Linked DNA regions of Homo sapiens: all the other regions are linked to region 3. Evidence: chromatin loops called from intact Hi-C (ENCODE). Cell type or tissue: GM12878. All regions are shown on one strand. Region 1 overlaps GPATCH2 (G-patch domain containing 2). Region 2 overlaps GPATCH2 (G-patch domain containing 2). Region 3 overlaps GPATCH2 (G-patch domain containing 2).

What was found. Peaks named below come from ENCODE experiments on the same cell type or tissue, not always from the same donor. Only the 100,000 strongest peaks of a DNase experiment are listed, where the experiment ranks them.
Region 1: a loop joins it to region 3, with 2.4 times the contacts of the local background. A loop is called at or near these places in 2 of 110 quality-filtered maps.
Region 2: it touches region 3 in a loop (4-fold over the local background); 2 of 110 quality-filtered maps call a loop at or near these places.

What each region holds. Positions count from the first base shown.
Region 1 is chr1:217,478,209-217,486,208 of GRCh38, forward strand. The region is part of intron 8 of GPATCH2 (G-patch domain containing 2); the gene reads right to left. Among named protein-coding and RNA genes, the nearest start is that of GPATCH2, 150 kb to the right of the region's middle. In GM12878, no CTCF peak of the experiment used is centred here; a DNase peak (open chromatin) is centred at 4,343.
Region 2 is chr1:217,491,069-217,499,068 of GRCh38, forward strand. GPATCH2 (G-patch domain containing 2) reads right to left here. Exons shown (of 10, transcript NM_018040.5): 7 at 7,288-7,327; 8 at 612-682. Among named protein-coding and RNA genes, the nearest start is that of GPATCH2, 140 kb to the right of the region's middle. In GM12878, no CTCF peak of the experiment used is centred here; DNase peaks (open chromatin) are centred at 3,903 and 4,343.
Region 3 is chr1:217,617,220-217,625,219 of GRCh38, forward strand. GPATCH2 (G-patch domain containing 2) reads right to left here. Exons shown (of 10, transcript NM_018040.5): 2 at 2,564-3,280. Among named protein-coding and RNA genes, the nearest start is that of GPATCH2, 9.9 kb to the right of the region's middle. In GM12878, no CTCF peak of the experiment used is centred here; DNase peaks (open chromatin) are centred at 3,762 and 5,082; H3K4me3 peaks cover 806 bases; H3K27ac peaks cover 1,151 bases.

The sequences.
Region 1 (8,000 bases), 140 kb before region 3:
ACTACAATAAACACCTAATTCTTCACTGCCCAGACACAGACAAACACTTACAAGTATCAAGACCATCCAGGAAAACATGACCCCACCACATGAACTAAATAAGGCACGAGGGACCATCCTGGAGAAACAGACAGAACTCAAAATACCTATTTTGAGGAAACTCAAAGAAATTCAAGATAACACAAAGAAGGAATTCAAAATTCTATTAGACAAATTTAATAAAGAGATTGAAATAATGAAAAGGAATTAAGCAGAAATTCTGGAGTTTAAAAATGCAACTGGCATACTGAAGAAAGGATCAGTCTTTAAAAGCAGAATAGATCAAGCTGAAGAAAAATTAGTGGGTTGAAGACAGGCTAAAAATACACAGTCAGAAGAGACAAAAGGCAAAAGAATAAAAAACAATGAAGCACACCTACAGGACCTAGCCTCAAAAGGGCAAGTATGAGAGTAATTGGCCTTAAAAAGTGGGAAATGAAAGAGATAGGGGTAGAAAGTGTATTTAAAGGGATAACAGAGAATTTCTTAAACCTAGAGAAAGATATCAATATGTAAGTCCAAGAAGGTTATAGAACACTAAACAGATTTAACCAAAAGAAAACTACCTCAAAACATTTAATAATCAAACTCCCAAAGGTGAACAATAAAATAAAGAAACCTAAAAGCAGCAAGAGAAAAGAAACAAGTAACATACAATGGAGCTCCAATACATGTGGCAGCAGACTTTTCAGTGGAAATCTCATAGGCCAGGAGAGAGTGACATGACATATTTAAAATGCTAAAGGAAAAAAAAAACTTTTACTCTAGAATAGTTTATCTGGTCAAAATATCCTTCAAACATGAAGGAGAAATAAAGGCTCTCCCAGACAAACAAAACCTGAGGGATTTCATCAACACCAGACACATCCTACAAGAAATTCTAAGGGAGTTTTTCAATCTGAAAGAAAAGGACATTAATGAGCAATAAGAAATCATCTAAAGGTACAAAATTCACTGGTAATAGTAAGTACACAGAAAAACACAGAATATTGTAACACTGTAATTATGATGTCTAAACTACTCAAGTAGAAAGACTAAATGATGAATGAATAAAAAATAATAACTACAACAATTTTTCAAGACAGTACAAGAAGATATAAACAGAAATAACAGAAAGTTAAAAAGTAGAGAATGAGGTTGAGGCATAGTTTTTAATTAGTTTTCTTTTTGCTTTATGCAAACAGTGTTGTTATAATCTTAAAATAATGTGTCATAAAATAGTGTTTGCAAGCCTCAGTGGTAACCTCTAATCAAAAAGCCTACAACAGATGACACAAAAAATAAGCAAAAAACTAAATCATATTACCAGAGAAAATCACCTTCACTAAAAGGAAGACAAGAAAGAAAGAAAGAAGAGAAGACCACAAAACAACCAGAAAACAAATAAAAAATGGCTGGAGTAAGTCCTTACTTATCAATAATAAAACTGAATGTAAATGGACTAAACTCTCCAGTTAATAGACAGAGAATGGCTGAATGGATAAAAATTCAAGAGCCAATGATCTGTTGCCTACAAGAAATACACTTTACCTGTAAAGACACATATTGAATGAAAATAAAGAAATGGAAAAAGATACTCCATGCCAATGGAAACCAAAAAAGAGCAGGAATAGCTATATTTATGTGAGACAAAATAGATTTCAAGACAAAAACTATAAGAAGAGAAAAAGAAGATTACGTAATGATAAAGGGGTCAATTCAGCAAGAGGGTTTAACAATTTTAAATATATATGCACCAACACTGGAGGACCCAGATATATAAAGCAAATATTATTAAAGCTAAAGAGAGATATAGGCCCCAATACAATAATAGCTGGAGACTTTGGTCTGGGCAAAAATTTCTTGAGTAATACCCCATGAGCAAAGGCAACCAAAGCAAAAATGGACAAATGGGATCACGTCAAATTAAGAAGCTTCTGTACAGCAAAGGGAACAATCAACAAAGTGAGGAGAGAACTCAGAGAATGGGAGAAAATATTTGCAAGCTACCCACCTGACAAAGGATTAGTAATCAGAAAAATAAGGAGCTCAAACAACTCTACAGGAAAAAAAAAATCTAATAATCTGATTACAAAATGGGCAAAAGATTTGAATAGACATTTCTCAAAAGAAGACATACAAATGGCAAACAGGCATATGAAATGGTGCCCAACATCACTGATCATCGGAGAAGTGCAAATCAAACCACAATGAAATATCATCTCACCCCAGTTGAAATGGCTTATATCCAAATGAGGTAATAACGAATTCTGGCAGGGATGTGGAGAAAAGGGAACCCTTTAATGTTGTTGGCAGGAAAGTAAATTAGTACAACCACTATGGAGAACAATTTGGAGGTTCCTCAAAAAACTAAAAATAGAGCTACCATATGATCCAGCAATCCCACTGCTGGGTATGTACCTAAAAGAATGGAAATCAGTGTATCAAAGAGATACCTGCACTCCCATGTTTGTTGCAGCACAGTTCACAACAGCCAAGATTTGGAGGCAACCTAAGTGTCCATCAACAGATGAATAAAGAAAATGTACATATACATAATGGAGTAGTATTCAGCCATTAAAAATAATGGTATTCTGTCATTTGAAACAATATGGATGGAACTGGAGTTGATTATGCTAAGTGAAATAAGCCAGGCACAGAAAGACAAACATCAAAACCACAATGAGATATTATCATGTTCTCACTTATTTGTGGGATCTGAAAATCAAAACAATTGAACTCATGGAGATAGAGAGTAGAAGAATGATTACCAGAGACTGGGAAGGGGAGTGGGAGGGTAGCAGGGAGGTGGGGATAATTAATGGGTACAAAACAAATAGAAAGAAAGAATAAGACCTAGTATTTGATAGGACAACAAGTGACTATAGTCAATAATAATTTAACTATACATTTTAAAATAACAAGTCTAACTGGATTATTGGTAATACAAAGGACAAATTGTTGAGGGGATGGATACCCCATTTTCCATAATGTGATTATTATGCATTGCATGCCTGTATCAAAACATCTCATGTACTCCATAAATACACATACCTACTATGTCCCCACAAAAATTAAAGTAAAACAAATTTTTAAAAAGTCAATAGGCAATATTAAACTGAAAACTTTAAGAAATAGCAATATAAATATGTAATACTAGAAATACAGAGGTCAACAGAAGACAGCTAAAACAGTTGAGAGTAGTTTCCTTTCAAGAGTGAAATTAGAGAATGGTAAAGAATAGGGTTGGGGACCACTGTATTTTGTTATAAGTTTATAGAACAATTTAACATTCTAAACTATGTATAAAAATAGTGTGATAGAAAAATTCAACTTAACAAGTGCCTAAGGCCAGGTGCAGTGGCTTATGCCTGTAACCCCAGCACTTTGGGAGGCTGAGGTAAGAAGATTCTTTGAGGCCAGGAGTTCAAGACCAGCCTGAGCACATAGTGAGACTCCATCTCTACAAAAAATAAAAAAATTAGTGAGGCATGGTAGTGGATGCCTACAGTCCCAGCTAATCAGAAGGCTGAGGCAGAAGGATTGCTTGTGCCCAGGAGTTTGAGACTACATATGATGAGCTATGACTGTACCACTGCACTTTAGCCTGAAAGACAGAGTGAGACCCTGCCTCAAAAAGCCCAAAAAACAAACAAACAAAAAACAAAACAAAACCAAGTGCTTAGGAAACATACAGGAAAAATAGAAACAATAATAATACAGTCATCATAACAGCTAACATCCACTTATTTGTTATTGTTTATTCCTTACAACAATGCTATGAGGTAGGTACTACCATTTTCTCTATTTTATAGATAAGTAAACTGAGAGAGAGAGAGAGGGTCAGTATTTTGCTCAGGATCACCCAGTTAGTAAGTGATTAAACTGGAATTGGAAGTCAGGCACCTCAGTTCCAGGGCCTACGCACTTAATCAGTGTACTCTACTCCTTAGATTTCATTTTAAATTTATTCTACAAATATTTTATGCAACAAACATTTATTGCCTAATAGCGCCAGGCACTGTTTTTGGTATTGGGGCTACATGAGTGAGTAAAACAAAGACCATGTATTCACGAAGCTTAAAAAGAGGAAAAATAGAGACAATAGGGAAGACACATAAAGCAGGGAGAGGGGACAGGGTATGATGGTACTGGTGGACAGTGGACCTTACACTGAGCAGAGAATTGAAGGAAATGAGGAGAAAGCCATATGGGTACTTGTAGACAGAGTGTTCTGGCAGAGGTAACAGCAGGTGCAAAGGCCCTGAGATGTGAGTGTGGATGGTGTGCTGGAGCAACCACTAAGAGGCCAGTGTGTCTGGAGCTCACGGTGAATAAGAGTTGAAGTGGGAGGAGATGAGGTCAGGGAGGAAGCCACAAGGGGTGAGTCACATCACATATAGTCTTGTAGGCCAAAAAGAAAAGACTTCAGTTTTTACTTGGAATGAAAGAGAAAGCCACTAAAGATTTTATTTAAAAAAAAATAGTTTGAAGAGTTTTGACAGTTTCCCTATCATCCTGGTGCCTGACATACATAAACTTCAAATCCTTAAAGTATACAATTTGATAAGTTTTGACACATTCATACACACGTGAAACCATCACTATAATCAAGATAATGAACATATCTATCATCCCAAAAGTTTCTACATGCCCATTTGTAGCCCTTTCCTCCCACATCCCCCTGGTCCTCACCCCATGTCTGGGCAACAACTGATCTGCTTTCTTTCACTATGTAGTAGTTTATGTTTCCTAGAATTTTACATAAATGTGTTATGTGTATCAATTCTTCATTCCTTTTTATTGGTGACTGAATTGCTTTCCACTGTATGGATATACCAACATTGTTTATCCATATACTCTCTGTCGAAGTTTTAGTATATATTGGTTGTTTCCTTTTTGCTTTTACTATTATGAATAAAGATGCTACAAATATTTGTATACCAATCTTGTTTTGTTTGTTTGTTTGTTTGAGACAGTCTCATTCTGTCTCTGTCGCCCAGGCTAGAGTGCAGTGGTACAATCTTGGCTCACTGCAACCTCTGCCTCCCAGGCTCAAGCAATCCTCCTACCTTGGCCTCCTGAGTAGATGGGACTATAGGCATGCGCCACCATGCCTGACTAATATTTTTACTTTTTGTAGAGATGGCATCTCACTATGTTGCCCAGGATGGCCTTGAGCTTTAGAGCTCAAGCAGTCCTCCCACCTTGGCCTCCCAAAGTGTTGAGATTACAGGTATAAGCCACTGTGCCTAGACCCCCCATTGCTTTTTTTGGAGACAGGGTCTTGCTCTATCACCCAGGCTGGAGTGCAGTGGTGTGGTGTGTACAAGTCTTTTAAGTATTCACGTGGAATGCATAGTAGGTCTATGTTTAACATTTTAGGAAACTTCAAAACTGGTTTCCAGAATGTAATATAGTACATTCATTTTGTTATTTTAGCTATTCTAATTGTTGTGAGTGATACCTCATTGTGGTTTTACTTTCCATTTTCCTAATGAGTAATGATGTTTAACATCTTTGCATATGCAATTTTCCATTTACATATCTTCTTTGGTGAGGTGTCCAGTCAAACTTTTCCTTATTGTTTAATTGGATTGATTTCTTATTACTGAGTTTTCAGAGTTGTTTACATATTCTTGATATAAATATTTTATAAGATATGTGATTGCAAATATTTTTTCCAGGTCTGTGGCTTTTCATTTTCTGAAGTGTCATTTGAAGAACATAAGTTTTAAATTTTCATAAATTCCAATTTATCAATTTATTCTTTCCTGGATTGTGTTCTGAAGTTTTATCAAAGCAATCTTTGCTGAAGCCAACATATGTTGGTTACTTTTAACCAACATACCAAGTCAATTTGACTGGGTCATGAGGTGCCTAGGCATTTGGTCAAATATTATTGTGTCTATGTCTGTGAGGGTGTTTCCAGATGAGATTAACATTTGAATTGGTAGACTGAGTAGATTTATCTCCTAAATGTGGGTGAGCCTCTTCTAATCAATTGTTTTTTAGAACACAAAAAGGATGAGTACAAAAAGGATGAGTAAGAGGTACCTCTTCCTACCTGACTACTCAGGTTGAACATCAGTTTCCTGCTTTTGGATTGGAACTAAAAAATTGGCTTTTCTTGGGTCTCGAGTCTGTCGACTATCAGACTAGAAGTTACATCACAGGTTTTCCTGGTTCTCAGGCCCTCAGACTCAGACTAGATCTACACCACTGGTTCTCCTGAGTCTCCAGCTTGTCAGCTGAAGATCTTGGGACTTCTCTGTCTCTATAATTGTGTGAGCCAATTCCTTCAAATAAATCTTTCTATATATAATTATTTATATATATATATATATATATGATGCACATATACACGTGTGCATATATATGTATACACATACACATGCATATGCACACGTGTATACATATATACACACATATACTTATATATACACGTGTATACACATATGAACATATATGTGTATATATGTGTGCATAGAGGTGATATATGTGCATATGTATATAAATACATAGGAGGTATAGGTATATATAGGATGGATATATATCTATATCCCATATAGATATATATGTATATGTGTATATAGATATATATATTTACTTATATGAACTGAGTTTCTCTGAAGAACCCTGCCTATAAATACACCAAAGTTGCAAAGATTTTCTCCTGTGTTTTCTTGAGGTTTTATATGTTTAGGTTTTACATTTAGGTCTGTTATCCATGTGGGTTAAGTTTTCTATGTGGTATATACACATAAATATATTTACTATAGAAATTGGCTCATGTGATTATGGAGGCTGAGAAGTCCCACAATCTGTGGTCTGCAAAATGGAGAAGTAGGAAAGTTGGTGGAGTAATTCAGCTGAAAGCTAGGGAGTAATGGGGTAAGACTTCATCTGAGTTTGTGGGCCCAAGAAACAGGAGTGCTGATGTCTGAGGGCAAGAGAATATGGATCTCTCAGATCAAGAGGAGAAAATAAATTTGCCATTCCTCTGCCTTTATGTTTTATTCAGGCCCTTAATAGATTGTATGATGCCCATCTGCATAAGAGAGATCTTTACTCAGTCTACCGATTCAAATGCTAGTCTCTTCCAGAAACACCCTTACGGACAAACCCAGAAATATTTATTGAGCAGCTATCTGGGCATCTCTTAGCCCAGTCAAATTGACACATAAAATTAACCATTACATGGTGTACGGTGTTAGGTGTGGGTTGAATATCTTTTTTTTTTTTTTTTGCAAATGACAATATACTTGATCCAGTACTATTTGTTGAAAAGACTGTCAAACTTTCTCCACTGACTTTGTAAATTGGTGAAAATCAGTTAGTTGTCTGTGCACATGTGGCTGTATTTCTTGACCTCTATTTCTCTCTAATGATCTGTTTTTCTATCTTCATATAAATGTAGTCAGGCATCAATTAATGACAAGGATACAAACCTGATGGTGTAGCCTACTACACACCTAGGCTCTATGGTATAGCCTATTGCTTCTAGGGTACAAACCTGTACTGAATCCTGTAGGCAACTGTAATATGGTGGTAAGTATTTGTGTATCTAAACATAACTAAACATGGGAAAGGTACAGTAAAAATATGGTATTGTAATCTTCTGGGACCACTGTCATATATGTGATCCGTCACTGACTGAAATGTCCTTATGTGGTGCATGACTGTACCAGACTGTCTTAATTAACATAGCTTTATAATAAAGTCTTCAAATAACGTAGTGTTAGCATTTCAACTTTATTTTTCTTGTTGAAAGTTGTTTGGGCTAAGTCCTTTGCATTTCCATATGAAATTTAGAATTAGCTTATCCATTTCTATAAAATTGCCTGCTGGGATTTTGATTTAGATAGTATTTAATCCATAGACAATTTGAAGAAAACCGATCTTAAGATATTGAGTCTTCTGACCCATGAACAAGGTGTATCTCTCCAGTTATGCAGATCTTAAGACCTAAATAAATATCT
Region 2 (8,000 bases), 130 kb before region 3:
AAATGTAAATATCAGGGCAGTTTTTCTAATCAACATTCTGACAAGAAGGGTAGCCATTTTCATCTAAACAAAAATTAAGTCTTCAGAAACACCATTTGCACAATTTGAAAATATATTGTCTAAAAAACAAACTGGGAGAAATTCTTTGTATTATGGAAAAAACTAACATTGGAAAAAATGAACAAGATTATAAAAGCACTCTTTAAAAGAGACTACTTTCTTCCCAGTCTTTACTCATTTATATGTTATTAGAATACACATATTTCTCTCTCATAAGGTCTAAATGCCACTTAAGTTTAGGGAAAGAGATTAAGCCAATTTTTTAGATTAAAAATGAATTATTAGTGTAAATGCTGATCTAAAATTCAGTAATTAAGGGAGATAAATATTTTATTTTAAAAATTAATTATTTTTTACAAGTTTAAAAAATATAAATAAAATATCTTTTTATTCATTGCTCGTAATCCTAAAATAGATTCCAATAAACAATACATAAAATATTTTAAGGTGACTTTTTAGAACCAAAGGCAACCTAACAACAATTCATTACATTCTTATAGGCATAGAAAAAAAGAAAATGAATGAATAAAAAGCGATTTTGAATTGCTTACCTGCTGGCTGTTCTCACAGAACAATTTTTCTTGTGTCCTCTTTCAGCTCGATTATCTCTCAGAAGCTGATGCTACACAAAGTGTTAAGACAAAGTCATAGAAACAAAAATATTTTCATTATATTATTTTGCAAGTAGGAAAATATTCTCATTCAAAGGGACACTACTCATTTATTTGCACGGCTTTTTTTTTTTTTTTTTAACTGGTTTCTCTTAAAGCAAAGACTGTAAGTACTACTTTTTCTGGAGTTCAATAGTTCAGGGAGACAAGTTTTTCTTTTTAAAATTCATTCTTTATTGTCACTGTTGCAAAATTATCAGTGAGAGTTAGCAATCGAGTTCTTCCTGGACAGCTAAACTGCCCTCTTAGTCAGTTAAGATGTAGCCTGGAGATGGAAGCCTAGAACTCAGTTCTTTTTTTGGTTCACTGCAGTAGCCCTGGTTGAAGTAATGCAACCTCTCTTGTCAACGGCCTTCACTGTTGCATTCAGCTGTGAATTTTTTAAGGCTTTGTTACCTATGCTGACATAAAGAGCTAATATTATTTTCTCTGTACCTACTGGCCTAACATGGTAAAGAAACACGCTTAAAACATTCTTCTTCAAAGAAATTATTGGCTTGGAAATATATAATTAGAAAAAAACATATTTGATTGCCTCCTCAAAATGCCTTACCATCCACTTCCCTTTACACTTGCTTTACCCTAACTAATTGGAAAGAAAAAAACAAATAGTCAATATTCTTCACTATGTGCTCACTCAAACTCTAGCTTATCTTATTTATGCAGAAAATATGATTATATGCAAGACTGGGCTAAAACGAAGTTGTACAGAATATTAGCAATTAACCCCAACAAAAATAAAAGTCTTGGAAATAATAATACAGGATAGAGCTGGGTTCTAATCCCAGCTGGGCCAGTAACTAAAAAGTCACTAGGTTCCAATAATAGCTTTACCATTTACAACCTGTGTAACTTTAGGCAAAGTACTTAACTTCTCTAAGCCTTGGTCTCCACCTGTAAAATGGAAATAACAATAATATCTACCTGTAAAGCTACTGTGAGTATTAAGTAATATAAACCATTTAAAATATTCAGTGCTATAAAACTGGAACATAGGAAATGCTGAGAAATAATATGGCTTAAATGCTATGATTATAATTATGATGAAAATTAATGGGACTAGCTCTCAGTAGGTATTATCTGACCAGTATCAATAATTTCTAATGACGAATAACTGCTTTGAACTGTTCAATTACATCACTTAGAATCAATTATTAGTTTACTTAGCTGTCCTTGAGAAGGAATAGACCTTCCTTAGATGATCAAGAATATGGTTAGGCTCATTCTTTCAGGAACGTCTGAACTAAATAAGTATTCTTAAATTTTCTCTTAAATATCTACTTCTTTTCATCCCCCTTGCAACCATCCCAGTTTAGACCACCATTTTCTCTGTCCTGGAAAAGTCTCCCAAATGATCTCCCTGCTTCCAGGCCTGCTTCCTTCTAATCTACTCTCCACACTGCAGACACTATGAGCTTTCTAAAATTAATCTAATTATATGACTCTATGGAGATCAAACTCAAAATCTTGTACAAGGCTTTCATGACCCTTCATAATTTGATTACATCTCTAAATTCATAATTTATTATGCTTCCTCCTACCCCAACCTAACCTTCTTTCTTCTAAATTATATATCCTAGCCATAGTGAAGTTCTTAGTTTGGGGTATGTACCATGCTGTTGCTCATCTCTGGCCCTTTGCTTGGGTTATGCAATTTGCCTATATCTTCAGGGTTCATGCACTGTGTCTGGAGCATTTTAGTGCTCAGCAAATATTTGCTGAATGAATGGATGAATGAAATAAAGGAACAGGAAGTGAGATCTGGTATCTGATATGTAGCTGAAGCCATATCTCATTATTACTACTTATAGAAAAGAGCAACCAGTTATCTTAAATCCATTAATCTGAAAGTGTTTCAATTTAGAAACACTTCGTACCATGAACACTAAATTGTTTCTGAAAATAAAGAAAATTAATTACTTTGGCATTTCTAAGTCTAGTGCCTTTTAAAAAATATATATACAAACCAACATTTGTGACACAGATAGCTAGAAGTAAGATGATGAAATCTCTACCTCTACATTAAATTAATAATAATAGTTAATAGTTAATTATGTTTTCTAATTCTAAGATAAAAGACAGATACTTGAACACTATTCCTGAGGCTTGTGTTACAACAGTTCAAACAAAGAACTCAAAATCCCAAACCAAATGTTATGGAAAAAAAAATAAAAAATTTATAGTTTAGTTTTGAAAAATGCAATTATAAGGACCAAAATAAACATTAGGTTGTATCTACTAGGTTTCGATAGTTCTCAGAGAGGCCACCAATCTGGATGAATTTAAATGAGATAGCACCCTCTCTGAACGTTGATGTTATAGCTCCTTTTATTAGATTTATATTATAATGTGTTTTCTTCCTCAAATGTATAGTTTTGATGGGCTTTGTACATAAAAACAAGTCAAACAATGGCATTACTTAATGCAATGCATCTATATGTATAAAACCCATCACAAACTTATCTCACCTTATCAGTACAATTATACATCTGGGGATACCACTGCAACTTCAAAAGGAAGCTCAGATAAAACTACAGAGATCTCTGGGTCATGAATCACAAGTTAATATGTGAGCTTAGATCTTTTATGGGGCAAAGATGAAAAAATTAATCTAAGGTGTTACTTGAACAACATGTATTTGCATTTAGAAGGCTCCTGGCCAGGTGCAGTGGCTCACGCCTGTAATCCCAGCACTTTGGGAGGCCATGGCGGGCGGATCACCTGAAGTCGGGAGTTCGAAACCAGCCTGGCCAACATAGCGAAACCTTGTCTCTACTAAAAATAGAAAAATTAGCCGGGCATGGTGGCAGGCGCCTGTAATTAATCCCAGCTACTCAGGGAGGCTGAGGCATGAGAATCGTTTGAACTCGGGAGACGGAGGTTGCAGTGAGCCGAGATTGCGCCACTGCACTCCAGCCTGGATGAAAAAGTGAGACTCTGTCTCAAAAAAAAAAGAAGACTCCCAACATATTTTTTTTTAAAGTCAGATTATGAATTCAAAACAAACAAGAATCCTTGATCCCTGCTCTAATAAGCAAGAGCAGCTCAAAAGACTCTGAAAATTTTTTCATTCTTCTTCTTGATACATTTTTTTTTTTCTGTTCCCTTGGACTCCTATCAGTGTCACAAGTGAGGTTGCTTTCTGGATTCTGACTCAATAATGTCAACTCTGATCAAAAACAGAACTTGTGAATATGGTGCGAAGTGCTTCTTACCTTCCAACTTTCAGATTGCTGGACTTAGGCCAAACGAAGATACAATCCCCTTATTAGTGACCTGCAGATGTATATTAAAAAATAACTCATATAAGAATTACATTAAAATCTGTAAGTAAAAAACCTAGGTACAATTGGAAAAACTGCTGAATTAAACCAGGAAGAAAAGTATACCTTGTGGATAATGGTTTTTACATTTAAAGAAAAGGAACTAAGAGTTTCTGTGGCTATTCATGACATTTTTCAAGATTATTAAAAGTCTCACATCCCAAGAGGAAAGGCAAAGAGCAGAATTCTCATTCCCCACCAATCCTCTCTTTACTACCTGATTATACATAAGGCACTCAAGCTCAGGAGTGCTTCTATTGGCAGCCACTGTTCAGGTAATTCCTCAAATGTCTGCAAAATAATTTCAAGTCTCTTCACACTCAACAGTGTCCTCAAAATTAAAAGGGGAACTAAGTAAAAACTAAACTATGATCTGACTCACTAAGATACTTCTTGTAAACTCAGTCAAAATGTCTCAAGGAAGAAAAGCTTCAGAATTAAAGAAGACAAAACAAAAAATGATGCTTCCTATAGTTGCCTCTCCCTCTTTCCTTCCACCCCTGAACTAACTTTCACATTTCTCTTTCGTGGCCTTCATAGTGCCTTCTCTATGGTTTTCTGAAACATTTACCAACATAGTATAATTACTGCTTACCTGCTCCAGACTATAACCACCTCAGGGGAAAAACTATGTTGTTTTTTACAAATAACTCTTTTAATAAAAATAGAGAGTCCTCAATAGATAGTGGCTGGTGAGTAAGTTATTTAACAAATGTATAGTAAAGGCACGATCACTATGTATAGTAAATTGAAATGGGACTTAGCACTGAAGAATAGCAAGAAAGAAGAATCAATAAGATGGAGAAAGGAGTGAGAGATGGGATTTTAAAAGTAGGGTTAATATTATTGTTTCTTTGTGTTAAGTTGGTATGAGAAAAGCATAAGGTAATCATGCATGCTAATTAGTCATTCCTTCAACAATAAACTAAAAGATTTTATACTTCATGGTCTTGCATTTCACCACTTGCACCTGACTTTAGACAACAGTTTAGTCTGCTATACAGTTAGGTCTGAGTTGAACTAAGAAATTATTATCCCTTATGTAAGTAGAATGTATTGTACATATACATACATGTACAATTCATTGTCATTATTCAGATTCCATACACCTACTTGCTAACATTTATTTGTAACACAAAAACCAATACTTCCCCTGCTTTTGCAGTCATTTGCAGACATGTGTAGCCAGAGTGGTAAAAATCTGAGTAGCCTCTAACACGTTTCCAGCTGAGCTCCAGCCAGGTGACACGGCCTTGTTTCAAGCTCTCATAGTATAAACAAGTGTATTTCTTGCAGTCTGTTTAATGCTATGAGTTTTTTGGGTTTTTTGTTTGTTTGTTTGTTTGTTTTGCATAATTGTGCTTCTGTTGGTGACTTCGCTATTTAAAATGGCCCCAAGCATAGTGCTAAAGTGCTGTCTAGTGTTCCTAACTGCAAGAAGACAGTGATGGGTCTTAAAGAGAAAATATGTGCTTTAGATAAGCTTCATTCAGGCATGAGTTATAATGCTGTTGGCCCTGAGTTCGATGTTAATGAATCAACAACAGACATTAAATAAGGTATCTTTAAACAGAATCACACACAAAACAAGGTTATGTATTGATCAGTTGATGAAGATGAGACCTGGGGCTCAAAGAAACCTAACCCTGTATTTCCCCTACAAGCAATGGTTCAGTATTCATTGATTCAGTGTTTGAGTTGACTACATAGAACATAACTACCATATGTAACAAGAATTAACTGGATTTATTAATTAATAATCTACCTAGTAAGGATACAGATCTGAAATGGCACATCAAAGTTTAAGTAAAAGCTGACTCAAAAATTGGTCAAAAAGATTTAAAAAGATAAAAAAAAATTGGTCAATTTCTTCCCTATAAGGTATTAGCTATTAAAGGTAATTTTTAATTTCAGAATAAAGCTTGGCTGGAAGCAACCAGGTATACCATAGTCTAAAACCTAGATTTATAACATTGCTTTAGTACTTCTCAAGTTCTAAAGGGTAGAAAATGAGCTTTATAAAATTGTATTTTCAGATAAAATATATCCTGATGCAACTTAATACTAAAAGCGGAATATTATTGTAAGCATTGTACATAGAGGGATAAGAACCATTTAGGAAAGCAGAAAGTCTAATTTTTGTATTGTAAATAATAAGAGGAACACATCATAGATGTAGCTTAGCTTAGTTCATTCTGAATTCATAGAAATAGTGGCACATAGTCCATTATTAATGTGAGAAGTATCTTTAAAATGTAACTCACTCTCATGGAAAAAAGCAAGTTAAAAAATCATGAAAATGGAAGGTATTTCTATTAAGCTTATGTGTGTTAAAAAATAAAGAAGGGTTCAAAATGAAGTGTGTAGCACCTTCCTTTTATTAGTAAAAGGAACTCTGGTATATGCAACAGCTGTGAACCTGCTGCTCAGCCCAAGAAATCAAACATTATAATGTTACCAATTACCATTAAAGCACAAAGTCCTCTTTACTACCTAAGTCTCTGCCTACCCCTCAGAAGAAATGATTCCTGAAGATTTGAGGTTGACCACTCCCCTTTATTTTAAAAATAACTTTTATCATTCACAATAAAAGATAAAAACTTTGCAAGGATGCAAACTCTAAAATGTATATGTTTTAAAACATCACAAGTTTAAGCATGCTTCCGAGAAAGAACTAATATAATCAAGGGGTAACTGCTGATTTTACATGTAAAAATAACTGTAATGAATGTCAACTTCTCACTGAGTCAACTAATCATTGTGCTGCCATGTATACCAGTAAGAAATTTAAAAAAATTCATCTAGAAATATAATGTAAAAGTATAAGAAACTCTTCCTACCTTCCAAACTTCAGATACAAATATTCTCTTCCTGGCTGAACTTAGATTTAATACAAATTAATTTTTAAGCACATGTACTGTTTTGATACCTTAACTTTGTGAAAAATAAAGATCAATAGTGAGGTCCTACAAATGAGTGAGTTTCAGAGTCTTTCCATGGAGGTCACAAGTATGACTGAAGACAGTGGCAGTAAAGGAAAGAAAACTCTCATGCTGATTAAGGATCACGCATTTATTTGGTCAGTGTATTTAATCGTTGACATAATTAACACCTTTTAAAATGAGCGGGGATTTGTATTTTTTCTCATAAAGCTGATCTACTCTCCTGAAGGGAGACAGTTAAATACTTGAAAGAGGCTGAGTAACTTCCTTTTGGATTACAATGGTCCTTACCTGGTCATGCTCTGTCCTAGCCCCAGGGCTAAACCAATGGCTGCAGAGGAAAGAAAAAGGCAGTTAGAGGGAACCTAACTAAAAGCACGTGCTCTCACATGATCGAGCCGCATGTGCTTTAAGAAATTTGTCACCAGCAACACAGCCTTAAATATGCTTTATTTTAATGGATGTTTCATGTAATTCTAGACTTAGACCAATTTTGACAGAACTGTAAAAGTGCTCATAACCTGGTAATTTTCAATTTAATAAGCAAACTGAGTTAGAATTACATTTCCATTTAATTATGTTAACATAAACTGCTGGGACTGTATTCATTTTATGAATCAATTCTGGTTATAAAACCTACAAATGCTATCATTTACCACAACTTAATTATAGCATCATTACAACACATTATGACCCTTTGATTGTTGGAGTTATAAAAAAAATGTTAAAAATACAACAATATTACATTATCTAGCTATGCCCCCAGGAGCAATACACAAAGCCCTTGATATGAATTCTGCAGCATCAGCTGAGGTACCTTGGACCTATTCCCTCCACAGTTATAACAACCTAGATTCTGGCTGAGAATGAAGTTCAACAACATTAAAAATATAGAAGTCACTGCATCATCAAAGCCTTGCCTTCTCACATAGCCTAGCCCAGCCCATTTTGCTTCAGCTGCCCCTGGGACTCTTAATACCGATGTATCTGGCAATACCTTTTCC
Region 3 (8,000 bases):
ACAAAGTATGTATTTTCATTTCACAATTCATGCCTTTGCACAAGCTGCTCCCTCTCTACCTATGAATGCCATTTCCCTCTCTTCTCTTGACTTCCTCAATTCCTGAACAAGTCTTACTACTTGCTTTAAAGCACAGTTCCCTTAGCAAGTCTTCCCTCACTAATACTTTCCACTCAGCACATTTCATTTTCATCATTTGCTTGCCTGGCTATCCCAGACTATGCAGCTGTTGAGAACAGAGTCTCCATTATTAGTCCAGGTGCCACCAGTGAAGAGTAAATTGTAGTTAATCATCAATGTTTGTTAAATCTGACACACACACACAGCCCCCCACACTGAAGTTTCTCTTATTTATAAATCAACCCCAAGGAAATATAAAGCTTTTTGTAGTAGGAAAGCTTTGGAAGTAGTCTTGAAAACGCTTATACTTGTTACCAAAATACCTTAAATATTTAGCAATCTTTGCACAGAAGGAATTTGCACCTAACTTTTAAGTGACAACAGAAAATAGTTTATAAATAAGTTTCAAATCAGAGAAAATATATTTTTTAACATTTATTCAAGAGTAAAAACATACTCTGAAAACGTGTACCTGGGCTGTTTGTGGACTGCTAGGTAGCCTGTTCATGCCTAGTAGATACTCAAATACTTTTTACAATGAAAAGAAATGAAAAATGAGAGTTTGATCTCATATCCATTACCAGTTACATGTCCTATAAAAAAGCAGATCAATAAAAGGAGAACTAAAAAAAAGGGGGGGAGCTTGCACAATGAATCCAAAAAGCAGGTAATCTAATTGTAAATAATCCAGAATTGAGTATGTTATATCAGCTGCCACATACTCTCCCTCCCGGTAATTGAGTCAGACAATTACTTTCAAGTAAGGTTGAATGGTCTTAAGTCACAATGGCCTAATACAAATAATACTTATTTCCATATAAGAATGACAATTTTCTTGCAAGAAAAACAGATACCATAAACTTTTCAAAGCCCTCTGGAAACTTTTTTTTTTTTTTTTTTTTGAGATAGAGTCTTGCTCTGTCGCAGTGGCACGATCTTGGATGTCTGTAATCTCCGCCTCCCAGGTTCAAGCAATTCTCCTGCCTCAGCCTCCTGAGTAGCTGGGACTCGGCGCACATCACCACACTCGGCTAATTTTTCTATTTTTGCTAGAGACGGGGTTTCACCATACTGGTCTGGCTGGTCTCAAACTCCTGACCTCAGGTGATCCACCAGCCTCAGCCTACCAAAGTGCTGGGAGTAAAGGCATGAGCCGCCATGCTCAGCCACAATTTTTTAATGTAAGTAATTTTTACTTCTTTAGAAAAATTATATGACTAGCACACCATGTCTAATAAAAGGATAATTCCATAAACTTTTACCAGGTCCCACTCATTTACAAGCAAAAAAACCCCAAAAAAACAAAATAAAAAATAAAAACCAAATAAAAGATTGATAGCTCACCACAATTCACATGATTAAAATGATCCCAGCCCTTGGGAGGCCAAGGTGGGTGGATCACTTGAGGTCAGGGGTTGAAGACCAGCCTGGCCAACATGGTGAAACCCCGTCTCTACTAAAAATACAAAAAAAATTCGCCAGGCATGGTGGTGCACACAGGTAATCCCAGCTACTCCGGAGGCTGAGGCAGGAGAATCACCTGAACCCAGGAAGTGGAGGTTGCAATGAGCTGAGATCACACCCTTGCACTCCAGCCTGGGAAACAGAGTGAGTCTCTATCTCGAAAAAAAAAAAAAGATAGCAGCCCTATAAATTAAAAATCAATTACTCTTTCTCAGGCCATATTTACAGACTGTTTTTTTCTGGCTCATAGTTCAGCATTCGGTTTTGCGGACCCATGCCTAAAAGGAAAAAGTGTTAATACATTCTCATTTCTTGCAAGTAGCATCACTTCATCATTTCAGTATAAAAGAAAAATGATCACTTACCTTTTGATGCTGTCAAAATAGTACTTAACAATTATTGACAGATTAGATTTACTACCACAGGACCATTGTTTTTCCTATTTTTCTAATGACAAAACCAGGTGTTTCTAGACTATAAATTGGGTTTTAAAATTCATAAGTGATCAGAATTCCTAGAAAGCTCCAGATTTTTTATGTCAAGCCACAGACATGTCGAAGTGGTATAAACTTTTGATGTTCAAGAATCAGGATAGATTAATGAATTGTGACACTCTATAAAGTACCAAAAGCTAAAGGTCTATAATTAAACATATAATTATATATCCAATTCTGAGTTACAAACGTGCTGTTATTCAAAAGCACATTCTTTTCCACTGAAAATCCATTTCCTTTCCTCCTTGTAGCTGAAAATTGAGTCATTATAATACAATCAAAAGACTTTGTGTAAATCAAACAAGCAATTTTGCTTTGTGCTAAACATCATAAAGTATAAGGAAATATAACCATAGCTAAACAGTAATATCACTATCATTATTACAATTTATAATTATTTTAAAATAGAATTAATTAAAATATAAAACATTCAACCACAAACACTGGAGATAAATATTTTTATATTTAGAGAATATAAAAGTCACCTTTCACTCATGAGCTCATCTGAGACTTTTTGCTCTTCACATTCCATTTTGTCCTTATTGGTCTGGTTCGTTTCCTCACTTTCTAAAACTACTCCTTCATCTTGGATTTTTGGTCCTTGTCTGATTATTTTCAACTTTCTTTTTTTGACTTTGTTCTTGGTAAATTCTTGATACTGGTAGGCTCTATCACTGTCCATGTCCTGATCTCTACAACCCTCAGGTGGCTGGGTCATTGTCCGTTTGTTAGAGATGTCCTGTGGGAGATCTACTGCCATGCGTTTTACCTTTCTCCTCCTGCGCAGAGTTCTATTCCCAACATTGTCCACAGCAAAATCAGACTCATGCCATAGAGGTCTTTTCCCTCGAACATTATTATTTAAGTTTGATGACGGCCTGCGCTTTGCTACTAACATTTGGTCATCAGAGTCACTGTGATCTTTTTTATTATTATTGTGATTCTCTCTATAGTCCTTGCTTGGTTCTTCTAAACTAGAATCAGAGCCTTCACTTAAGCAGTGACCAGTCTCCCACGGGTGATGCACATTATACGACCTCCGTTTTCTCCCTCTCCTTTTCCTTGCCTGGCGTTTCAGAGGGCAAGATATACTTCGAGAATGGTCTCCTGTTTCAGCAAATCCACCTCGAGCTTGCTCTGAGCTCTCTTCCAATGCTGAGACAAGGTCATGAACCAGCTCCTCCATGGTTCTACTGAAATGCCTTCATTTTTTAGAGAAAGAAAAAAGAAAATAGTCAGTCTTAACCACAGTAACCTCATTTTCTATAACAGACAATTCATTCTAAATTCGACAAAAATTAATGATTACAAAATGTTTCAAAGCTAATTTTCCTATCCAAGATATTACAGTTTTAAATATTGATTCATTTTAGGCCTCTTCTTATATAAGTTCTTTTATTAAACATAGGAATTACTTCCAAGATAGAATAAGCTTATGAGCAATGAAAGATCCCAGTATTTTTATATTTTTCTGTATAATTATGGAAAAGTTCTGTTTAAATCCCTATCCGCTGGCCCACTCCTACCCCTTTTCTAGAGCCAGTTTTCCTACAGCAGATACAGAAAGAACTTTCTCAGTCCCCTCTTCGCCCACTAATCTCTAAGTAAAAAAAGAAACATGAAATCTTCTATTCACCACGTGCCCTAACCAGTCACTGTCATATAAGAGGCAGTTAGAAAGACAGACAGGTAGTTTCAGGATTAGTAATATACGTGAAAGTTTAACCAACACCATGCATTTATTTAGGCCACACTAATCTCTTAACCCAGTGAAGCACAAACTACATTCGCATTCAAATTGGAGCCTCACTGGTTTCAAAGGGCCCATCATTACTTCATTCTGAAGCAATCTCTTAGGCTTTCCTTTTTTAAGAGCATTAAACTATATTACCAGTATGAAAATTATCCAGTAGTCAGCAAGAATAAGCATAAGCATTCTTTGGGAATTTTTATAAATTATACCTGTCCTTTTAAAACCCAATTCCCAAAGATTTTAAATTAGTTGGGGTGACATACAGCCAAGGTATCTGGTTTTATTTTTTAAACATCACAGGCAATTCAGATTTGCACCCGTCTTATGAAGACCACAGGCAATCATTTCTAAAATCGAGATCTAGAGGCACCTAGGGATTGAAATATTCTCAACAGTCATACAGAGCTTCTAGAGCCTACAGCAGGAGTAGGCTTTTATGTAACTGGCCTGCTAGTAAATATTCTAGGCTTTGCAGGCCATTGGGTCTCCCAAAACTACTCAACTTGCCACTATAATGCAAAAATAGCCACAAGCAATACATAAATAAATGGGTATGGCTGTGTTCTAATAAAGTTTTATTTATAGAATCAGGTTATAGCTGGTTATAGTTTGCTGACCCATAGTCTATATAGTCTCTACAATCATGTATAGTCTCCAACAGTCAATAATTTCAGGCTTTTGCAAGTTCCTTATAACAGCTTTCAACTTTTGTCGTTTCATTTTAATAACCTAAAAACAACACACATTGTGATTCAACTGGATTTGCCATTTATAATGTGATGCATACAAACAGCTTCTAACATTTGCGCATTTACTATTTGCCAGGCTCATTTCTAAGTGTTTTACATATATTATTTCATTTCATTCTCACACAACAACCCTATGAGGTGGGAGATGAAATACACAAAGGCCGAAAGATCTCTGTCACAATGTGATGCGTCTAAGTAGTGGAGACAGGATTCAAACTCCAGCAATCAGGTTCCAGAGCTCCAATGTTCACCAAACTACAGCCAAGATCAGCTACACGATCCCAGTGGCCAGTTTGTATTTTTGTTTATGATTAATTTAGCACCAGGTAGTATTACTGTAATCCTCAAGACAGATTTAATATACATCTATGTAAAACCCAAATGACTCGTAGGTAGCTATTACATGGTTTTGAATAGAAAAAAGAAGTGAAAGACCTGAATCAACACAAGGGACAGGGTGGCATAGCTGGTGAAAGTAAACTGAGCTCAAAGAACCAACCCTGTACTGGTTAGTAAAATGTACACTGTGAGCAACTAAGTAACATGGCATTGCGGTTTGGTTAATGTGAATTTGTATTTTCTAGAATTATTTCCATGGGCATTCTGAATGTATTTAATATAAACAAAAAATCTAATGCATACAGCTTTTTTAAAAATGTGGTGATTCAAATATCTATTTTAAATAAACTCTGGAGGGCCACTGAGATTTGATTTTTCCTTTCTAAGGGTACTATATACAACTCAGGGTTTTTTTGTTTGTTTGAGACGGAGTCTCGCTCTGTTACCCAGGCTGAAGTGCAGTGGCATGATCTCGGCTCACTGCAACTTCTGCCTCCCGGGTTCAAGTGATTCTCCTGCCTTAACCTCCCGAGTAGCTGGGATTACAGGCGCACGCCACCATGCCCGGCTAATTTTTGTATTTTTTAGTAGAGACAGGGTTTCACTGTGTTGGCCAGGCTGATCTCAAACTCCTGACTTCAAGTGATCCACCCGCCACGCTTCTCAGTGCTGGAATTATAGGCGTGAGCCACCACGCCCAGCCCCACAAATCAGGATTTAGAACATTGAATTTGATTAAAAGAACTGTGTATCACATAGGAATTAGCATTCGGCCAAACAAAACAGAGGCTACAACTTTGACTACACTGATAAGCCAAGTGAATCTTTTTTCTATTATCTATGTTATCAAATGCCCTTTTCCCTTAAAACAATGAATATTTTGTTCTTTTCCTGTGACATTATTTAATTAAAAGAAATATAGTCTGAAAGACCTATTGTCTCTGAATATAATATTGCACCTTAAAAAACATTCACTTGAAAAAAATACACTTTAACATGTATTAAAATCAATATCCTCTCTCTCTATTATCTGGTTCTGGAGTAACTTACTCTTGGAAGACAGTTTTCTTATCAATGGGTGAATGGCCAGTTCAAAATAATAAAACATGAAATTAACTCGATGTATGAATATAATATCAAATTAAAGTCAGTTTAGTTTGGATATTACAATTTAGTGCTTTACTGCAGCACAGAACATTTATAGTACTAACATTAGAAAGAGGTTAACACATCTGATTCAATCCATTGTAATCTGATACTCTTCAATTAATTTTGTTTAAAAAGTATTGCTGTAACCAATAGAGTTTAATAAAATATAACTGCTAATATTACTAAGAATGAAATTTCTTAGTAATAGAAATTTCATTCTTAGTAATATTAGCAGTTATATATGCAAAATTTCCCTAGAATCTCATGAAAACTGTGTCAGCCTTATTTGACTTTATGTTGCTTCTCTCAAGAGAAAATAAAACTTATTTTTAGGCTGGGGGCGGTGGCTCACGCCTGTAATCCCAGCACTTTGGGAGGCTAAGGCGGGCAGATCACCTGAGGTCAGGAATTTGAGACCAGCTTGGCCAACATGGTGAAACCCCATCCCTACTAAGAATACAAAAATTAGGCTGGCGTGCTGGTGGGTGCCTGTAATCCTAGCGACTCGGGAGGCTGAGGCAGAAGAATCACTTGAACCCAGGAGGCGGAGGTTGCAGTGAGCTGAGATCGCAACATTGCACTCCAGCCTGGGCGAAAAGAGCAAAACTCCATCTCAAAAAACAAAAGAAAAAACAAACAAACAAAAACCATATTTTAAAAAACACTGTAATTAGCAGAATCCAATTTATTCCATGATGTCACTCAAATATGAATCAACTACATATTACTTTTAAAAGCTTTTTTGAAAAAATCCTATAAAAACCCAGAAAAAATACAGACTTAACAAGTCCTACTCAGAGTTCAAATTATCTTTTTCCCCTTCAGTTTCAAATAACTACACTCTCCTCCAAGTCAATACCAACCAAAACCCATGCTAATGAGCCAGTAATATTATAGTCAATTAACGTCAAGCTGCTTCACTAACATCCCTCAGTTAAAACTGGCATCGGCAGGGCACAGTGTCTCACGCCTGTAATCCCAGCACTTTGGGAGGCTGAGGCGGCAGGATCACTTGAGACCAGGAGTTCAAGACCAGCTTGGCCAACAAGCTGAAACCCCGTCTCTACTAAATATACAAAAATTAGCCATGCACAGTGGCAGATGCCTGTAATCTCAGCTACTCAGGAGGCTGAGGCAGGAGAATCACTTGAACCAGGAGGCGGAGGCTGTAGTGAGCCAAGATCATGCCACTGTACTCCAGCCCGGGAGGCAGAGAGACTCTTGTCTCCTACTGGCCCATCAAAAACAAAGTGATCCTAAGAGACCATCACATGACCAACAGCTCTTTTATTTCCTTTGCCTTGGCAGTTTACACTGATGCATCAGAAGACCAATGTATTAAAACACTTTATCCTAGAGATAGTTTCTTAAATAAGAATTTCCTATTAAAGGGGAAACCTGGAAATATAGCACTTTTCTATACAAATCTGTACTTACTGAACAACCAGTTTTAAAGTTTGAATTATACTAAATTCAGTGAATGTACCACTTAACTAATTTGAGATTTTTATATTCATAATTGTAAGAGCCATTTTTCTTCATTTGGAACTCATTTGGAAATGAAATCTTCTGGGAACAGTTAATATTGGGTAATATCTAAGATAACAATAGTTCATCAATAGTTTTATTAAAATAGTCCGAATGAACAGAATACCCCAAAACAAAATTATGGCCCCAACATCTACATAAAGTTGGATTTTATGAAAGGAAATGATTTGGGCAGATGAGTACTTTGTTTTTTCGGGTGGTATTGGATTATGCTGAGCAATATAAAATGTATGATCAATCCAAGATTTGATATGCAAGCTTTATTTAAAAATGTTAGGCCAAAGGTCAAGTTTGTTTGTTTCGCTTCCTCTACCAAATACCCAGTAAATGAGTGAACTATTATCCTTGGGTTCCTGATCTATTCTAATAAATTCAGGCTCTAAT